2 separate regions of the Homo sapiens genome follow, and region 1 is linked to region 2. Evidence: read pairs that join two places in POLR2A ChIA-PET (ENCODE). Cell type or tissue: GM12878. All regions are shown on one strand.

Region 1 (4,000 bases), 100 kb after region 2:
AGATGCCGACTGAACAGACAGGGGCTTTGGGACAGCTACTGTGAACTTGGAATGCTCCAAGCCTAAAGGAAAACAGCTGAAGAGGAAGACGTACGGGTATCGTGAGAGAGCCACGAGGGGCTTCTGGAGCTGAGACACGGAGGATCGGAATGAAACGGCCACTAGGTGGAAGTCACAGCAGGCACCACAGAAGAAAAGGGCAGCGAACTTGAAGACAAAGCCACAGGAGCCACCTAGATGAATCCCACAGTAAGAAGCCTACAGGAAACGAACACCACCTCGGTGACCTGCGGACGACAGCAGGGGATCCCACGTGCAAGTAACTGGAGTCCTGAGGGCAGGCGGGGGATCTGAGAAAAGAGTGGCCAGAGATTCCCAAATGTAACAAATGCTATAAATCCACAGACCCAAGAAGCCTTGTCAACCCCCAGCAGGAAAACTACCAGGTCGTGGCGCATCATGAGCAAATCAGCACAGCCACAACAGTCGCCCCAAGTGCCGAGGTGCCGACACTGCACATCAGGAGCCAGCCCCGACACTGGGAGGGCATCTTCAAAGTGCTGAGGGAGAAACACCGCCAGACCACAATTCCATGCCCAGTGAAAAGAGAAAGGGAAATAAAGATTCGCTCAAACAAATGCTGAGAGAATCTTCTGTCAGCATCTGGCCTGCACTGTGAGGAAGGTTCTAGAAGTTCTTCAGAAGGAGGGAGAGTGACCCTAAATGGACCTATGGATTTGCAGAGGATGACGCGGGCACAGTGAGCATGCATGAATAGAAAAGGCTTTTTTCTTATGATGTTTCTGCAAAAGATCATTCAAGGCATAAATTACGGTAGTGAGGCTGGGGTTTTGAATGTGGGGTGCTAAATAGATGGTGATGAGAACACAAGGACTGGGTGGGGGGGATGAGAAAAAACACAGAAAGCAGCTGGGGTGCAGTGCCCTGACAAGCCAATCAAGGGCCCAGGAGGTGAGTGTCGGCTGCAGACAGGCAGAGCCAGCTAGGTCCCTTCACGGTGGGACCAGCTGTCACCCTCTGTGCTCACCAGCCTGGCCTGGTGGGGACGCCTGACAGCATGTGGCCCACCACACCCTCTTCTGGCTGCTCCCTCCAGAGCCAACATGCGTGGTGTCATGGCCGAACCCTTGTCAGGGGGGCCAAGCGCCTCGTTACCTCATCTATGAAGCAGGACAGAGGGTCAGGAACAGACTGTAGCACAGGTGATTTCCCTGCTGCCTTAGAAGCTTTGGGGTTGGCCTCAGGCTGCATTAATTAAATAACGGGGTAACTCAGTAGCACATGACACCTGCAGGGTACTGCCCATCTCACACCCAAGAACACCCAGCAGGGGAGAGCCATGCCTCAGGCCACCGCCTGCCCAGTCTCTGTAGACCCTCTGAGGGGTCATCACCCCCACAAGTCCTCTCAGGCCCTCGAGTGGCAAAAATCCAACTTTCATTACCCAGCATGAGGTATGGAACTGGGAGCTCCTGAGATACAAAGTCACCCCCGCTGCTGTACTTCAGGCCAGGGCCCCAGGTGGGAGCTGGGGAGCCTGGTAGGGCCGCCACAGCTGGCCTGACACAGTCAGCAGGTCAGCTGGGTCTTCAAGGCCGGACAGGCAGGCACTGAGCTGTGCCGAGGCTGGTGCTCCCCAGACCCAACTGGACTTCAGACCCTGACTCGGAGAACAGACCTCAACACAGCAGGGCAGTGATGCCTGCGCCCTGCGGTCACTTGGCCTGGGCGCCCACTGGGGCTACTGAACACAGACTGGGAGACTCCTGTAGGCAGCTCCCCCTCAATGAGGACACTCCTGTAAAGACAGCAATGCCTTTGGGAAAAGGGTCGAGGGTGCAGAGCCTGGGAGGCAGTGAGAGTCCTCAATGCTGAGACAGAGGAAAGGGTGAGGAGGAACCTCTCCAGGGCCAGAATCCCCTGATCCTCTCCCCTCCGGCAAAGAGCACTTCCGGGGATGAAGCAACAGGAAGTGGCTTACGAAATCCACCTCCAGGCCGAGTGACCAGTTTACAGGAAGTGTGGTGGGTGAATCTTCCCCAGGGCACGAGGCAATGTCTGGAGCCATTTCTGGTCCTCACCACTGAGGGCGGGGACAGTCCCCACCATCTGGCTCGGGGGAGGCCAGGGATGCTGCTCAGCACACTGCAGGCAACACAGAACCTCCTGCCCCAAATGTCAAGCAGTGCAGGGGCTGAGAAGCCCTGGGCTGACCCTGCCACGGGAAGCGACCATCAGAGCAGAAAGCAGAAAAATCTATGGGAAAAAAGACCTGCTCCCTTCAACAAATATAAAATATAAATGGAAAAGTTACGGGTGAAGAAGAACGTATCTGATTGTTGGCCAGGCATGGTACCTCACACCTGTAATCCCAGCATTTTGGGAGGCTGAGGCAGGTGGACTGCTTGAGGTCAGGAGTTCAAGACCAGCCTGACCAACATGGTGAAACTCCATCTCTACTAAAAATACAAAAATTAGCCAGGCATGGTGGCATACGCCTATAATCCTAGCTACTCGGGAGCCTGAGGCAGGAGAACTGCTTGAACCCGGTAGGCGGAGGTTGCAGTGAGCTGAGATCAAGCCACTGCACTCCAGCCTGCACGACAGAGTGAGACTCCATCTCAAAAAAAAAAAAAAAAAAAAATCTAGGATTGTTTTAAAAACTCTCCAGCAAAGACAGAAACTAGGGAGAGGGCACAGTGAAGAGATGAGACACACAGACAGATGGACGGGGCCCAATCTGGCCAGGTCCCAGGATACCTGCTACCAGCCTGGGGACAATGAGGCCCAAGGCAGCAGGTGCCAAGGCTGCCCCAAAGACACATGATCCTTCCCACCACCCTCCAGAAGCACCCACTCAGCAGAAGTGCCCACTCTCCCCAGGCAGCACGTTCTCCCTGCTGTCTACTGGGCAAGGCCTGCCACCCCACCCCTGATGCAGGAAATGACAGAAAGGAATGCATCTGTTCCTTCTTCAGAAGTCCATCTTGCTGACTCTCCCAAGCACCAGTGTCAGCACACACGTCCTGATCTTACAGAGCTGGGTCACCCTGCCAAGCCACGGCGTGTGGTCCAGCAGAGGGAAGGTGAAGTCCCGGGAAGAGCCCTGGACGGTGGCCTCCCCACAACAGGCCCCCCCTTTCCAGTAAAGCACAAATGATTGGGAAACGCTATTCAGGAATCCTCCTTGAGACTTCCTGGCAGGACTGGAGCAGGACATTGAGGCCACGGAGAGTTTAGACAGTGACTGAGTGGGGCTGTCTCCGTGAACTACAAAACAAAGGAAGATCTGCCCAGTGAGCTTGGTTGGCTCAGGGACGAGCTAGGGAACTTGGACAGACACATTGTGGACCTCACTGGTTCCAGCCTAGGGAACCAGGTGGCCACGGTCAGGGCAGAGCAGAGGGCAGGACCCACGGCAGCTCCTCTGCCAGCCTGGGAGGACAGATGGTGTGTTCAGCAGGCCAGGTGGGCCTGTAAGAGCAGGAAAGGGACTCCAACTGGCTACAAGCCAAGTGTAATTCAGTGGCCGGCATAGCAAGTATTTTTTTTCTTTCTTTCTTTTTGGAGATAAGCTCTCACTCTGTCACCCAGGCTGGAGTGCGGTGGTGTGAACACGGCTCACTGCAGCTTCGACCTTCTAGGCTCAGGTGATCCTCCTGCCTCAGCTCCCGAGTAGCTGGGACCACAGGCACACACCAACACACCTGGCTAATTTTTCTATTTTCTGTAGAGATAGGGTTTTGCCATGTTGCCCAGGCTGGACTTGAACTCCTAGGTTCAAGCAACTCGACAGACTCAGCCTCCCAAAGTGCCAGGATTACAGGTGTGAGCCACCGCACCCAGCCCGCAGCAGATATTTCTATCTGCATTCACGAAGGTGCATAGAAAGCTTATGGAAAAGGGTTTTTCAGAAATCTTGTAGACAAAAATATGCAGATTGCCCAAAACTGTGGCCTCTACACGCTCCACGCACCTT
Region 2 (4,000 bases):
CCTGGAGGTCCCCCCTTGGGATGAGGGCTGCACAGGCAGTTAAAGGGTCCAAGGATCATCCCAGGATATGGCTGAGAGGCTGCAAGAGGCTCCATCCCCTAGAGGCCCCCTCCGCCCTCGCCTGGGTGCTCCCAGCCTTACTCAAAGGAGCAGGTCGGCCCGGTGCGTTGTCTCACACCTGCAATCCCAGTGCTTTGGGAGGCCGAGGCAGGCGGATCACTTGAGCACAGGAGTTCCAGACCAGCCTGGGCAACATAGCAAGATTCTATCTCTACAAAAGTAAAAATAAATCTTATAAAGTAGCTGTGGACTGGGCACAGTGGCTCACACCTGTAATCCCAGCACTTTGGGAGACCAAGGTGGGCAGATCACCTGAAGTCAGGAGTTTGAGACCAGCCTGGCCAACAAGGTGAAACCCCATCTCTACTAAAAATACAAAAATTAGCCAGGCATGGTGGTACACATCTGTAATCCCAGCTACTCAGGAGGCTGAGGCAGGAGAATCCCTTGAAACTGGGAAGCAGAAGTTGCAGTGAGCTGAGATCGTGCCACTGTACTCCAGCCTGGGTGACAGAGTGAGACCCTGTATCTAAAAAAATAAAATAAAAATGAAAAGATGAGGATCTTGGCCTCCATTCTTGCCCTTCCACTCCATTCCAACTGCTGAGCCTCTCACACCCTCTGTGGCTCCCTTTCGCCTACAGGAAATAGGATTTCTGTACTGGGCATTTGAACCCCATTCCCTTGTTTCTGCTGACCCCCAGCAGTCTCAATATCCCCTACTTCCTCTTCCCAGAACCACCCTCCCCAAAGCCCTTATCGATGCTTGGAGGATTCCTATGCATCCCTCAAAATCCAAGGTTTGGGAAAGATGCTGCAGTGGTCTCAAGACATCCTCAGTGTGATGACAGCCTGGGGTGGGGGTAAGGGGGCAAAGTACAGCACCAGAAATCCCAACTGAGTCCCCCCACACGTCTTCCACCTTCCCACCCTCTCTTTCGGGTTCTGGCTCCCTGCCTCCAGGCAATCACCAGTTTTTACCAGGAGTGCCTCAGACCTGCCCGGACATGTCCAAGTCCCCTAGAAGCAGGGAGGGGTGGGTGAGGCTGTCACCTCTCCCTTCCCTGTATGGTGCTGATAAGGGCGTGGGGAGGCAGAGACAGGCAGAGATAGACATGATGAGAGACAGGCAGAAATGGAGGGAGAGCCAGGGAGAGAGAGACACAAAGAGAAAAAGTGGAAATTCTCCAGATATTTTGTTTAGGGTGAGGACACGGAGACACAGAGAGGGACTTAGCCAGCTGAGGATGACGATTTGGGATGTTAGGTCACCCAGGTGCTGTGCTGTGTAACTCAGGCACAGAGCTGCCCTGTTCCGAGCCTCAGTTTACCCCTGTGACTCAGAGCAGATCTCCATACCCCCATCACAGGGCTGTGTATCCGAGCTCAGCCAGAGCCTGGCATGCAGTAGGTGCTTCATAAATACACACTGTGGACAGTAGAATTATGATGGGAGCGAGCGTGTGAACTGGGTTGCTAATGTGGAGCGTGAAGAGGGAGGCCCAGGGTTACTCGGCCAATGGGTTCCGGGCAGCAAGCACGTGGGGGAAGCCTCAGCTGACCACTTCCTGGCCAGTTTATGCAGGAACTCGCACAGCCGGTCCCTGAGGCTGAGCCCACCACTTCCGCCCCCCATGGTCCCAGCCCTGCTGACTCATACTCAGCTGCCACGGTCCGCTTTCCCTGCTGAGCACGGGGGTGGGGGCGGGGGGGAAGAGGGGGAGGGAAGGGCACCTGACCGAGGCCAGAGGCCCAGAAAGGACAGAAGGTCATGGCTGGGGAGAAGCAGGCAGGAGAACCGAGTCTTGGCCTTAACTGGCTGGCAACGTAAAACCTGCCCTCCACAAGGACAAGATGAAAACTTGGGGATTTGGAGGGGACAACAAATTAGACTCAATCACAATTTCAAACTTTTGGATGTCAATATATCCATCAAGAAATTGAAAAGAGGCCTGGCATGGTGGCCGATGCCTGTCATCCCAGCACTTTGGGAGACCAACGTCGGAGGATCACTTGAGGTCAGGAGTTCCAGACCAGCCTGGGCAACGTGGTGAGACCCGGTCTCTACAAAAAAATTTAAAAATTAGCTGGACAGGGGCCAGGCGCAGTGGCTTACGCCTGCAATCCCATCACTTTGGGAGGCCGAGGCCTGGATGACAGTGAGAGACTCTGTCTAAAAAAAAAAGGACAGGTGCGGTGCTTCGCGCCTGTAATCCCAACACTTTGGGAGGCCAAGGCAGATGGATCACCTGAGGTCAGGAGTTCGAAACCAGCCTGGCCAACATGGTGAAACCCCATCTCTACTAAAAATACAAAAATTAGCCAGGTGTGGTGGCGCATGCCTGTCGTCCCAGCTACTTGGGAGGCTGAGGCAGGAGAATCACTTGAACCCGGGAGGCAGAGGTTGCAGTGAGCCGAGATCGTGCCATTGCACTCCAGGCTAGGTGACAGACAGAAACTCTTGTCTCAAAAAAAAAAAAAAAAAAAAACCCACCAGAGATAAAAATGGGCAGCAGATGACATTGTTTACATAATACTGACCACAAACTTGATGTCCTAAAAGAACAGGGACTTCTCTCAGAGTTCTGGAAGCCAGAAGTCCGAAATCAAGGTGTCACAGCAGGACTGGTTCCTTCTGGAGGCTGTCAGGACTCAGAATGTGATACTCCAAAGTATGGCTCCTTGGCAAAAACTTTGTGGTTTTTGTTTTTAGAGACAGGGTCTTGCTCTGTCACCCAGGCTGGGGTGCAGTGGTACAATGATAGCTCACTGCAGCCTCTACCTCCTGGGCTCAAGCAATCCTCCCACCTCAGCCTCCCAAGTAGCTGGGACTACAGGCATGCGCCACCACACCTGGCTAATTACTTTTATTTTTGTAGAGATGAGGTCTCGCCGTGTTGCCCAGGCTGGTGTCAAACTTCTTCTTCTTCATTTTTTGTTTTTGAGATGGAATCTCGCTCTGTTGCCCAGGCTGGAGTGCAATGGTGTGATCTTGGCTCACAGCAACTTCCGCCTTCTGGGTTCAAGTGATTCTCCTGCCTCAGCCTCCCGAGTAGCTGGAATTACAGGCATGTACCACCGTGCCTGGCTAATTTTGTGTTTTTAGTAGAGACGGGGTTTCTCCATGTTGGTCAGGCTGGTCTTGAGCTCCTGACCTCAGGGGATCCACCTGCCTCAGCCTCCCAAAGTGCTAGGATTACAGGCGTGAGCCACCGCGCCCAGCGAAGACAGTTATTTTAAAGTATTTGTCTAGTGAGTCTGATGTGTGGGCTTCCTTAGGGATGGTTTCTGTCTGTTAATTTTGTTCCTTAAAATGCGCCACACTTTGCTGTTTCTCTGTATGCCTAGTGATGTTTTTGTTGTTGAAAAGCGAGCATTTGAATATTCTAAATTATGGTAACTCCAGAAATCAGATTCTCCACCTTCCTGAGAGTTTTGTGATTTTTGTTTCTGTTTTTAATTATGGAAGGCAGTAGCCATCTCTTTGTTTAGATAGTTTTCCAAACCGCTTTTTTTTTTTTTTTTGCAAAGACTGTATTCCGGCCGGGCCCGGTGGCTCACGCCTGTAATCCCAGCACTTTGGGAGTCCGAGGCAGGTGGATCACGAGGTCCGGAGATCGAGACCATCCTGGCTAAAACGGCAAAACCCCCCTCTCTACTAAAAATACAAAAAATTAGGTGGGCATGGTGGCGGGCACCTGTAGTCCCAGCTACTCGGGAGGCTGAGGCAGGAGAATGGCGTGAACCCGGGAGGCGGAGCTTGCAGTGAGCTGAGATCGTGCCACGGCACTCCAGCCTGGGCGACAGAGCGAGACCCTGTCTCAAAAAAAAAATAAAATAAATAAAATAAATAAATAAATAAATAAACCTGTTCCCCAAATATATATATGAAATTAAAACATGCGTGGTCATGATCAAGTTCTAATTACAGACAAAGACT

The links. Peaks named below come from ENCODE experiments on the same cell type or tissue, not always from the same donor. Only the 100,000 strongest peaks of a DNase experiment are listed, where the experiment ranks them.
Region 1: POLR2A ChIA-PET joins it to region 2 with 6 read pairs; 3 of 35 experiments call an interaction of 5 or more read pairs at or near these places.

The regions. Positions count from the first base shown.
Region 1 is chr19:18,477,065-18,481,064 of GRCh38, forward strand. All of the region lies in intron 1 of ELL (elongation factor for RNA polymerase II), which reads right to left. Among named protein-coding and RNA genes, the nearest start is that of ISYNA1, 41 kb to the left of the region's middle. RefSeq lists enhancers at 1-234, 1,490-2,392, 1,806-1,875. In GM12878, no CTCF peak of the experiment used is centred here; a DNase peak (open chromatin) is centred at 2,047; H3K27ac peaks cover 1,487 bases.
Region 2 is chr19:18,372,894-18,376,893 of GRCh38, forward strand. No RefSeq gene overlaps it. Among named protein-coding and RNA genes, the nearest start is that of GDF15, 11 kb to the right of the region's middle. RefSeq lists enhancers at 559-1,758, 946-1,240, 970-1,189 and a silencer at 2,607-2,834. In GM12878, no CTCF peak of the experiment used is centred here; DNase peaks (open chromatin) are centred at 1,115, 1,229 and 1,638; H3K4me3 peaks cover 495 bases; H3K27ac peaks cover 2,542 bases.